3 separate regions of the Homo sapiens genome follow, and all the other regions are linked to region 1. The links are chromatin contacts, found by Hi-C or POLR2A ChIA-PET in ENCODE. All regions are on one chromosome and are shown on one strand. The core of a region is the stretch at or near the end of the contact, and the rest is flanking DNA. Distances in the headings are between cores, read along the strand shown.

Region 1 (3,884 bases), core at 389-2,888:
GGAGGTTGCAGTGAGCCGAGATCAGGGCACTGTACTCCGGCCTGGGTGACAGAGCAAGGCTCCATCTCAAAAAAACAAAAAACAAACAAACAAACAAAACGCTTATTTAAGTAACATGAGTAGATGTCAATGGCAAGTTACACAATAAGAGAAACTTTGACTTTAAAACCAACTTTACCATAGGCCAATTGATGTAAACAAGTGGGAAAGTTTCTATGGCATATTTCTGGTCACAAAAACATCACCAAACTTCTAGAGACCCCAAACACTTCTAACACTAAACACTGAAAAAATGTGAGCTGTAACATACATTTAAGAAACATTAATAAGATGATTATTTACCCACTTATTCCAGTTCAGGGTCACAGGTGGCCAGAGCCTGTCCCAACAATTCAGGGTGCCAGACTTGAACTAGCCCTGGGTAGGATGTCATCCCGTTGCAGGGTGCATTAACAAACACCCACATTCTCTCAGTCTGGGTCCTTGCAGACATGACAATGAACCTAACGTGCACATCTTTGGGGTGTCAGGGGGAAACCAGAGTACTGAGAGAAAATCCACCCAGAGATGGGGGGAGTATGCAAACTCCATACAGACAGTAGCCTCTGCCAGAAGAGATTTTTATCCTCATCAACTTTTTAGCAAAATTGTCCAAAATGTTCAACTAAATGACATTATTGAAGGATCTGCTATACTTTACACTGGAAAAATAAAAGGCAACTAACCATTGGTTAATATACCTGACACTATATATGTATTTTTTCACTTCAGGATCTTAATCTATCACCCCTCATGGATTATACCATTAATCTGTACACATAAGCAAGGATAAATCAATTTAGCATACAGTCCACCTCTTTTAAATACCACTCATGACTTGCATAATCCAATCGACAAGTGGAAAAAGCTGGAGATGGCTGATGCCTAGTAGTCAATTAAGCCACAACATCAAAAATGTCCCAATATACTAAAAATAATGACTATGCGAAATTCTCAAATGATGTCCTTTAATTCGGATACTGGTGTGTTTGCTGCTGTTCATGTACTCAACCTTTCACTAATGAGATACTATTGTTAGGAACTACAAAAAGAGCACCATATGGATTACTCTGAAGTAGGCCTTTGGATTCGCAACTTGACCTCAGGAATCCCTCCACTGACCTATGGCCAAGTTGTGATCAAGCAATCTCTGCACTAATATTATTCCCTAGGAAAACGAAGTCTCCCCAGAAGATCTCGACCAATGTCATATGCTCTTCAATCCCCTTCAATTATTTTTTGGAATAGTTCATTTCCTCCCAGCCATTTGCTCCTAGCTCAAAACAAAACAAAACAAAAAACCTTCTGGGCCAGTGAGTACATTAACATGATGGTAAGGTTTTGAGACTTGCCAAGTGCTGAATCATGTTTATGCTTAGGTTTTGTTTCTACACCTGGTTTTGGGGGCATAAACTCCCTCTAAGAATCCTAGCTACCCTAGTCAATCCACTGGAAGACGGGATCACTGCCCAGCAAATGCCACCCACTAAGGATTCAAAGTGAAACAAGATTCTTCGAATTGAATGGAAGAAAACAAAAGCTCTTCATTCAGTAGGTGGCACTCTTTCCTTAAAAATGTTAACTCAGGCAATCATTAATACCAAAGATGTCATCTGCCCACTAATCACTTGAAAGAGAAGGCACATTAACTCTAACATCCTGTCCTAAATATAGTCTGAATCATTACTGTCTTCCTAAATAATGTCTTCCTCATTTCAATGAGATCCTGGAGTTGTTCATAAATATGCCAATTTCTTTTCACTATAGCAAAAGCTACAATTTCATAGAACCAAATAATTGCATTTACTTTAAACTGGCAGGTTTTGACTTATGACTTTTCCTGCTATATGCTTCAAAAGACATTCATCATAACTGTTTTCTAATTTTAATGATTTCAGATATAAATGACAATTTGAATGGAAATGGGGCAAAGAACTGTACTTGTAACACAAATTGTATTACTCCATTTTAAAACAAGACAGCTCTTTTTCATAGGCATGCATATGAATATTCTTTTTAAAACAACAGCTTTGACTCAATTCATCATCACTCTGACTGATACCGGACCAAAGTTATCAACCTGAAAACTTTTAAACTGAAAAATGAAAACAGACTGACAGCTAATAAAATGTGAGTTTGCCTAGCATACAGAAGAAGCAAAAAATAAAAATAAAACCCTAGTTTATCTAGTTTTCCTTAGGCATATTTCCTGGTGTCAGTACTCTGTAGGGTTCACCTCATTAACTGAAGCTCTAGGGTCCCCTTGGAGAAACCATCCCAGGTGCTGCCTTCAGCCTCCCCCACTGGCCACGTCCCCTAAAACTCAGTGTGAAGAAATCTTCCTCAGTCCTCACTCAGCAAAGAGCACTGCTATAATGGCCTCTTATCTGTTTCCCACTCTTGACTTTGAGATCCGTGAGGACGGAAATGGGTCTCAAGCTTATGTCTCCTGCCCCAGCAGAAAGCCTGGCACAAGGGTGGTAGTCAATAAATATGTACTTAATAAAATAATGGATTAATCTTTTCCCCTTGGACTTTTACTTGAGAACAAAGCCTTTGTCTTACTCATCTTTCATCCAGACTCCCAAATGCCCAGTATTTGTACATAGGAAGCTGTGAGGAAGCAATGCCTTTCCAATATGAACTTCTACGCCAGAAAGATCTCCAAGATGTAAATAAGCTTCACTGAGGCCTTTGTGTATGCCAAGTATCCACTGTTAGTCCTGGGGCACTGCAGAAAGAGGGAAGAGCTCCCACACCACTCTTGGGAAAAATGACAGCTTTCAACCCCAGGAAAAGACTAAGAGATGGTCAGTAAAGAAGCTAAGAACCATGAGTCTAGACTCATATATATTTCAGTGAAAACCTAACTTAGGAACTTACCCATGTCTATAATTTTGTTAATGGCTGTTAATTTTTCCTGTGGTAAGTAGGAATAAAATGCCTTGAAGAAAACCCTCAGAGATTCAAAGATCTTGTGGCTGGGAGGGGAGATGCAAAAGCCATGAAGTGCATCCTATTAGGGAAGCAACCCAAGAGGAAGAAAGGGAACTAGCTCAGGGGGTCAGTGAATGGGCATGTCTGGGGGGCAGTGCTGGAATTCCGAATCCAAATTTCTCACACCTAGATTCTCCTAGCTTAAGGTGGGGGGATACTGCTGGCAGGATACATTTAAAACCACAGCATAAGCATAAAAAATGGAGCATCTGTTTTCTAGAGTGTCAATTTTATTCCAAGATTTCTGAGAGGAGTACCCTGTGATGGTTTTATGTCAAAGATACAAAGGTGGCTAAAATACAAAATTCAAATGGATTAAGGTAAATCAAAAGACTTGAGACTTGAATCGATTGTGTTCACTGTTCCAAGTAAGCATTACTAGGATGACAGTCTGCACAGACACTCCTGGGTCCCTTTCCTTCAGTCCCCTAAAAGAAGTATGCTGGATGGATAGGGCCAAAATGTTTGACAATAGGCTGAAGCAGCTGTTCTCAACAACTCTGCCATCATAATATGACAGTCACATACACAAGACAAAACTTCAATAAACTGTTTAGGGAGTGCCACACAACTAGCCTCATGTAAACAGTAACAAGTCACTCCCGACCCGAAGCAGAGACAAGATAAACCGCACAAATGCCCAAAGCGTTAATCACATCTCTACCACTTTCCCCATCCAAGAAAGCCTATCAGTATGCAAGAGAATAAGTAATATCTATATGGGTATTTCTAAATAGGTCCGAAATTAACTCTCTAAAAACTAATCACTTTAACACTCTGACATTATTACCAAAAAAAAGGTAATTCCTGAATTACCTTCCCACGTGCACTGCCACACCCATGTCACC
Region 2 (3,884 bases), core at 542-3,041, 330 kb after region 1:
TAATCTATGTTCTTTTACATATTCAAGGAACAACCAAGCTGTTAAAAACCCATCTACAGAAGCATGTCAGAGCCAACATAGCCAAAAGAGGGCTGGGAAGTGCAGTTTTTCTGGGATATTGAGTTTTTCAAAAATATTTCAGAACTTTTACTCTTGGAATTGTTTACAGAACTGGTTAACCAGCCACTTAAAAACATTAATCATACCTTAATTTTAGCCCCAAACAGTATTACCCTATTGAGTTATTCATCTTGACAATAAATGACTTTTTAAAAATGCTAACAATGTATTTTTCAAAAGAAGATTTGCCAGTGCTGAGGAAATTCTAAACACAGTCATCAAGTTCTGAAGGAAATTCCCAAAGAAGAATTTTGATGATTTCAGGTGATGGTGGCAGTGTCCCAGAGAAGGGAAAGCATGGCATTCTGGGAGCACAGGGCCAGGAGCACCCGGGTTTGAATGTCAGCTCCCCGTTTTCCAGCCCTTGGACGTGTTACCTGTCTGGACATCAGCCTCAGAATAATAATAGCCCTGAGCTTCAGGTTAAGGTAAGGATTCAATAAAGTCATGTATATAGAAGACACAGCACACAAAACGTGTACAATCCATTTTTCCTCTTCTTACCCATGCTTTGAATACAACTGCACTCAGTTAGATGTATGAAAATAATATTAAAAATTATAACAGCTAATGTTATTGAGTAATGACTGCATGCTGGGTCCTACCTTAAGTGCTTTACGTGTATCAACCCAGGTAGTCCTCACAACATCCTATGTGGTAGGTACTATTATTATCCTATTTTGTAGATGTGGAAACTGAGGGACTGAGAGGTTGAGGAATGTGTCAAAGGTCATACAGCAAGCAAACTGCAGAGTCAGGATTTCCAAACCTGGGAGTCTAGGTCCACTACTGGCACAACATTTTACATACTGCCCTTGTTAGGCATTAGTCATTACTTCATTATTACACTTTATGCATTCCTCAGGGGTGTGTGGATGGGAGTGTGAGCATGTGTGTGTCTGTGTGTGTGTGCATGCATGCACACATGATATGGAAAAGAGAATCCAAGCAGGTGGGGTGGATGACGAGGCTGGATGAGAGCTCCTCTTGATGCCTGTGCTCTGATTACACCAACCAATCTTAACATAGAAGAGTTTTTCTTTAAGAACCTTCTTGGATGCAAACAAAGCCAAGAGCCACAGCAGAAGATTATCGGCTGTCCCTCACCAGCAGCTTGAGCTGCAATCACTCCTAAGTATCACTTAGGACTGAAGATAGTTTTTGAACTAACCTAGTTGTAGGTAGTTGTTCTTTTTAGAATGCTATAATTTCACACGAGTTGTCTCATATCATCCCATTTTACTGATGATGATTTGAAGGGAGAATCACTTGCCAAAGATCGCCCAGATAATAGCTAGAGAAAGCTATTGAATCAGTTTTCTTTCTACCATATTGCACAATCCCTTTCCTTCTTGGAGGAGTGAAGCTGTCACCTAATTTCTTCCCCCTAGTTTTGTTTTCACTTTCACCCTCTTTCTGGAGGCCACATTGACACCTAGAAAGGTGGAGAATGTGATGCAGAGAGCTGCATGGCGTGAAAGAGAAAGGTGGAGGAGCAGCAGGGCCCTGGGACTGGATGGCTGTTATGGGTGGAGGCCCTGGATGCTGGCCTTCTATATCCCATAACCAGCCAAGTGACCCATTTTTTTCCAGCTCTGCCCACACAGCATTCACTGTTAATCCTGAGTGGCCATTGGCTGACTGCAGGAGCGGAGCTGCCAAATGCCCTGTGCAGCAGTGACCTTGACACAGCATAGGAAAAGCACTCAACTCTTGGCTCTGCATAGGCCTTTACCCCGGCGCAGCTTAGCACTGCCCTTCCCTAGGGACAGAAGTGACCACACAATGCAGAAGAGTGATGATGGATTTCCCAGAACTCCAGGCTCATTCTCTTTCCCTCTGACTCCAGGTCAAAACCTATACCCATTACCATGTTCATGCCATTGTTTCTGATTCTTCAGACTTAATATCTGTCATATATATATATATATATATATATATATATATATATATATTTTTTTTTTTTTTTTTTTTTTTTTTTTTTTAAATTACACATGGTTCAGTCCTGAGCACCGTGCATCTTTTGGGCAATCAAGGAGCTTGCCTTCGTGCAAATAAGCTTGGAAAATGAAGCTGGGTGGATGTGTGGAAATATTCTAGGTGCAAACAGGGCTTGTTTACATACATTTTGCCCTAGAAAAACATCTGTTGGAAAAGCAATGGCTTGGAGCTGTAACATATAAATATACTTTCTCTAACTCTGTTGATTATGTTCAGCATAATGTTAGTATCTTTTAATTAAGCAGTCTTATTTATTACATTATTATATGTTATCTTATTTTTAAATAATCTCATCTGTTTATCTTGTCTACTTAGCTAAACTGTAAACTCCTTTGGGGGTATTAAAAAAGTCTTTCTTTCTCTTGTGTTTCTCAATAATCCATGACATAACAATATAGACAATTGTCATTCTTTTTGACCACTCATCATCTGAAACTTCTTCCTCTCTTTAGGAAATCCTCTTATGAGATAGAGCTCAGCTCCTCCTGTAGAAGCTGAAATTCCAGACACTGGACTTCCCAGTCTCCCTTGCCACTAGATATGGACACGTGATCAAGATTCCACCAATCAGATGGTCTTTGAATCTGCTAGTGACAAAAAGAAAGGAACATGCCAAATCCATTCTGGCAGATTTAAGACACAATGGCAGCTACATCCAGTTCCCAGAGGCAGCAGGGCCAGTGGTTCTAGCATCGGCATCCAAGAACACTTGCTGATGGTGCAGATGGTGTGAGCTGCAGTGTCCAGGTGCAGTATGGCTGCTATGGTGTCCTCAATGAATGAATCCTGCAGTGGAATTTACAGTGTTGTTCCTGGCTGCACAGTCTTCAAGCCTTTTTCTCTGGATACTCTAGGAATTCTTTGAGTTTCCCAGTGTCCTTTCAATAAATTCTTCTTCCTAAATTAAGTAGAGCCTATTTCTGTGGCTTGCAACAAAGCATCCCAAAAGATACAATATTAAATTACTAATTAAGAACTTCTGACACTTCTCCTCGTCTTTATGAAATTTCAGAAGCCCCTCCCCCCAAAGAATATGTATGCAAATAGGGAGGCAGAAACGGACAGAGACTATTTAGGGAACAAGGAATAGGAGAGTTTTGTTGAAGCAGAAAGTTCATATAGAAGAATAATGGGAAATGAGGCTTCCAAACTAGATTGTAGATATTGTGGAGGACCTTAAAAAGCCAGACTAAAGAATTTGGGGTTAGCCTACAGGATTGGGGAAATGTGTGCAAAATTAGAGAATTTGGAGTTGTGGCTACGATCAGTCACTTCAGAGTGTCTTCAGCACAATATTCCCCCCAAATGATGGGTAGAACCTGCATATACAGAATATTAACATGGAATAAAGGATTGGAAGTCTTATATGTTTGGGAAATAGTGGCTTGATTGAGATTCAAACAATTTCTCTATCCTGATAAACAAAGTGAATTTCCTAGAAGACGCATTCAGCAGGCAACACTTCTCTAACTTATTGGACCTTGGGATTTATACTCTTTCAGCACGTGGGCCCAAGAGGCCCAAGAAGCCATCCTGGGAAAGGCTGTTTTTTCCTTGGTGACTGCTGGTTAAGAGAGCAAAAGGGATGCAGAATGAGCAAGGGGGGCAGGGAAAGGTTCAGAACTTGAAGAGGCCTTAAAAGAGTAGATGCGCTGAGACACAGGCAGTTAGGAGAAGGGGAAACTGGAGGAAAGAAGTTGGAAGGAAAGAAGACAAGTTACCCAAGACCCTCTAAATTTTACAGATAATCAGCCTGGTTTCCA
Region 3 (3,884 bases), core at 402-2,901, 290 kb after region 1:
AAAGACACTAAGAAGGCAGCTGACCCCCAGAAGGCCCTTTTGGATTGCAGAATTCCAGGCGCTCGCACCTCTGAATACAGCACTGAAGACAGCTTGGCTGCCTCCCCGCCTCCTCTGTCCTGGTACAGCTGCAGAGGGGCTGACTTTGGCAGCCATAGATCACTGAGGCTTTGTCTCAGCTTCTCTCAGAACAGCTTTTCATCAGGAGATTCACAACATCTCTCAAAACACATGTAGGAAGAAGAAGTAAAGCAAACACCAATGGTTTCTTTCAAGAAAGAGACTACTTGGAATCTTTGGGTTTTGGTTTATGATTACAGTGTGTGGAACGGATCATTTCTGGTTTATGAGCAGCTTGATGTGCTAGAAAGAGCTGTGAATTTGGACTTGGAGCAATTAGGATTCTGGTTCCAGCTTTTTTCCAGCTACAGCTCGCGAGTAACTTAGTTTAGCTTCTTTGACCTTGGTTTCCTCATCTGTAAAATGAGAGGGTTTGCTCAGATGATCTTTGACCTAATGAGTCTACGAAAAGTGAATGTTGGAAGCACATGTTCACCTTCTCCAATTACCAGCTGTGATTATGTGACTGGACCAAATGGCACTAACTGTCGAAACCTTTTAGGCTGAAGGGGAAGCACTAACTGTTGAAACCTTTTAGGCTGAAGGGGAAGCATTCTGAAATAGGACAAGGGGCACCTCGTGTTGAAACCTGGAGCTGGTCAACCCTCTGAGGCCAATGCCGACCTTTGCATCTGCCTCCCACGCCCTGCTTGTTTTAGCTGGACCAGGAGAAACTAATGTCAAGACAAAAAAAAAAAAAACCTGAAATCCATAACATTTTGATAGGTAGCTTTATGAACAGTTACAAATCAGATGTTTGCCCCCCAAATTTTAACTTTATTCTCTGAAACAGATCTAAAATTCCTATCTACCTCACAGTTTCACAGATAACCCAGTCTCTTCCAGTTTATAACTGCCTCTTTGGGGTAAGTATTCAGTTAAGTATTTCAATATCAGGGCTATATCTGTGTTCTCAAAGAAAATCCTTTCTACCTTCTCCTCCCCGAAATGGCTTCTGGGAGGGGAAAGCTTACTCTTCTTGAACAAGGAAGCTGGGAGGGGGGTCTTTGGTGTGAGCTGTCCCGTGGATCTTCTGTGACCTCTTCCAGGATGTCCCTTGTCCTACCTTGTCACTGGATAACTTGCATCAGTTTCCACCAGATGTGGCTGATTCCACCTGGCCTTTGGGACCTCATGTTCGCATCTGACAGTTTCATTCTGCCCCTCAATTCTGGATTTGAGATTCTGGCACTTTGTGAGTTTATTTGTTTGGACTCCAGGCCTTGTTGGATCTACCAATCTTTCAGCCCATGTTCCCCAGCTTGGATAATAGGAAATTCTTAATCTCCTATGGGCCACCCAAGACCGTGGGGAATTAGTAACACTATCTATATCAGGCTCTCACTTTCTGCCAAATTCTCCACATTGCAATTTCTAAATCTACTTCAGCCTTTCCCCACCCAACTCCATGTTAGTGCAGGACACCTGGTGAGGTTTTCTCCTGCTAGATGGCCAAAGGCACTGCTACCCTGACTCATTATGAAAGATTGCAGTGATGGATTAGTGGTGACAGGCATGTATAGGGAAGATGGAAGTGGTTGCATTCCTGCCGTATATTTGCCATCATAACTTCTGCCCTTACAAGACAGTAGCTCTTGTCTTGGAATAAGCATCATTTCCCAAGTGAGGCTGGTGTGTGTGTGTGTGTGTGTGTGTGCACGCACATATCATGACCTACAGTAGTAGTTCTCAAATGTTAACATGCAAATAATTACCTGGAGGGCTTGTTAAAACAGACTTCTGGGCCCCACACCCAGTTTCTGATTCTGTAATCCTAGGGTGGAGCGTAAGAGTCTGTATTTCTACCAAGTCCTCAGATGATGCTGATGTTACTGGTCCTGGGATCACACTGACCCAGAATCTCCAGACTCTGGTGCTGTATGCAGATTGTGGTAAAAGCAATGCAATGTCTGAACACAATTTTGTGCTTGGAAACCTGAGGACGTATAGTTTTTCAATGTAAGAGATATTACTGGGGTCTGAGTAAAGAATAGGCATGTAAAAATTCATGCGTGAGTCACCTTTTCAGATGATTACACTATATATTTTCTGATGATTCATTCTTTTCCCCTCATGCCTTTCCAGGTTGCTAACCTGACCAGTCCTGCAGTGGAGGTAGTTATACCCAAGGTGTGATTTGGGATCACTAAAAGGAATTTCTCTAACTACTGAAGTGTCTAAAATACCTAGGTTAGCTCTGAGCTCAGATCCCAGTCCATCAGACTCGCTGTTTTCAAGAGGAGGAAGCAAGGGAGAACAAAAGCTAGCCTGTCCATGGAACAGGCTTAACAGATGAATTTCTTCTTGTATTGTTTCCTTTCTGTTATCTCCTATGTTTCAAACACAAACTTGTATTGAATCTTTTTTTTAAAATTAACAACTTTATTTACCATAAAATTAACTTACTGTAAGTATACAATTCAACTATTTTTTGTATGTTTATAAAATTGTATAACAATCCCCATAATCTAATTTCAGAACATTTTTCTCACCCCCTAAAAAGCCTCATGCCCACACACAATCACTTCTTTTTCCACTCTCTATCCTAAGCAACCACTCATCTGCTTACTGGCCCAATATTTTTGCTTTTTGCCTTTTCTGGACATTTCATATAAGCAGAACCTGGGAGGCCAAGGCGGGCGGATCACGAGGTCAGGAGATCGAGACCATCCCGGCTAAAACGGTGAAACCCCGTCTCTACTAAAAATACAAAAAATTAGCCGGGCGTAGTGGCGGGCGCCTGTAGTCCCAGCTACTTGGGAGGCTGAGGCAGGAGAATGGCGTGAACCCGGGAGGCGGAGCTTGCAGTGAGCCGAGATCCCGCCACTGCACTCCAGCCTGGGCGACAGAGCGAGACTCCGTCTCAAAAAAAAAAAAAAAAAAAAAAAGCAGAACCATACGCTATGTGTTCTTTTGTGCCTCGCTTCTTTCACTGAGCATATGTTTTGGAGGTTCACCTTCATCCACGTTGCAGGATGTCTCAGTACTTCATCAAAGGCTAGCTTCTACCAGGTCTTCCTTTGATGCATGCATCTCTGTCTCTCCATTTCTGCTGTAACTCTTAGTCTTGGTCCTTGTTACTCAAGTGTAGTCCCTGATCACTAGCATCAGCATCACCTGGGAGATAGTCCTGGCAGAGACTCAATCAGGATCTGCATTTGAGCAAGGTCTCAGGGGATTTTTGTGCACACTGCAGTTTAAGAAGCACTTCCCTAGAGAATCTCTTCACCTCTGTCAGAAGCATTGTAGAGCAGCCTCTGCACTGACCTCCCTGTCTCCTCCAGTCTCCCCACTGGGCCACCCAGCCTACACACCACTGCCCACGTGGATGAGGAAACTGAGACTCAAAAGAGGTGGGCAAATTACCCATGATTAGCCCTCAAGTGCCAATCTCCACATGCCCTCCATTTCTTAAACAATCTACATGACTTCTTATTAGCTGTTTGAGTGCCAAGTCTCCATCACTCAAGTGTGATGTTCAAAGCTTGCTAAAATAGCGTCTTCTTTACTGATAGAAGCTTCTCACCTGCAGTGTTCTAACACAAACTTTCAGTTCCTAACATGTCACACCTTTAAATCCTGACGACACTTTAGTCAGCCTCAACTTCAGGTATCCTGCTGAGCTGTCCTTCCATGCATCTAGTGAATTCCACCCACCCCCTCCATGGCTTCAGTCCCATTGCTGCCTGCCCACCCCACATAGGACCTTTCCCAACCTATAAGTTCACATTGAACTTTGCTTATTCTAAAGTCTAAAAATGCAT

The links. Hi-C counts contacts between places; a loop is a spot of excess contacts on that map. ChIA-PET counts read pairs that join two places held with the same protein, here RNA polymerase II (POLR2A). Pooled maps may share reads with other maps.
Region 2: a loop to region 1 is called in a pooled map, with 2.1 times the contacts of the local background. The contact joins two enhancer-like sites. A Hi-C loop is called at or near these places in 2 of 168 maps with a recorded cell type or tissue (Calu3 and PC-9) and 3 of 50 pooled maps. POLR2A ChIA-PET finds 5 or more read pairs at or near these places in 2 of 52 experiments (activated B cell and activated T-cell).
Region 3: a loop to region 1 is called in a map of PC-9, with 4 times the contacts of the local background. The contact joins two enhancer-like sites. A Hi-C loop is called at or near these places in 1 of 168 maps with a recorded cell type or tissue (PC-9). POLR2A ChIA-PET finds 5 or more read pairs at or near these places in 4 of 52 experiments (CD4-positive, alpha-beta T cell, CD4-positive, alpha-beta memory T cell, H1 and 1 more).

Annotation. Positions count from the first base shown.
Region 1 is chr5:56,836,350-56,840,233 of GRCh38, reverse strand. All of the region lies in intron 1 of MAP3K1 (mitogen-activated protein kinase kinase kinase 1), which reads right to left. Among named protein-coding and RNA genes, the nearest start is that of MAP3K1, 23 kb to the right of the region's middle. Within about 2 kb of position 1,638, at least 7 of the 41 ENCODE cell types and tissues checked have a DNase peak (open chromatin) inside an H3K27ac peak, as active enhancers do; they include PC-9, where a contact is called at or near this core.
Region 2 is chr5:56,510,426-56,514,309 of GRCh38, reverse strand. C5orf67 (chromosome 5 putative open reading frame 67) reads left to right here. Exons shown (of 6, transcript NR_161255.1): 5 at 385-548; 6 at 2,574-3,028. Among named protein-coding and RNA genes, the nearest start is that of LINC01948, 31 kb to the right of the region's middle. Within about 2 kb of position 1,791, at least 2 of the 41 ENCODE cell types and tissues checked have a DNase peak (open chromatin) inside an H3K27ac peak, as active enhancers do.
Region 3 is chr5:56,541,943-56,545,826 of GRCh38, reverse strand. The region is part of intron 2 of C5orf67 (chromosome 5 putative open reading frame 67); the gene reads left to right. Among named protein-coding and RNA genes, the nearest start is that of LINC01948, 62 kb to the right of the region's middle. RefSeq lists a silencer at 539-739. Within about 2 kb of position 1,651, at least 4 of the 41 ENCODE cell types and tissues checked have a DNase peak (open chromatin) inside an H3K27ac peak, as active enhancers do; they include PC-9, where a contact is called at or near this core.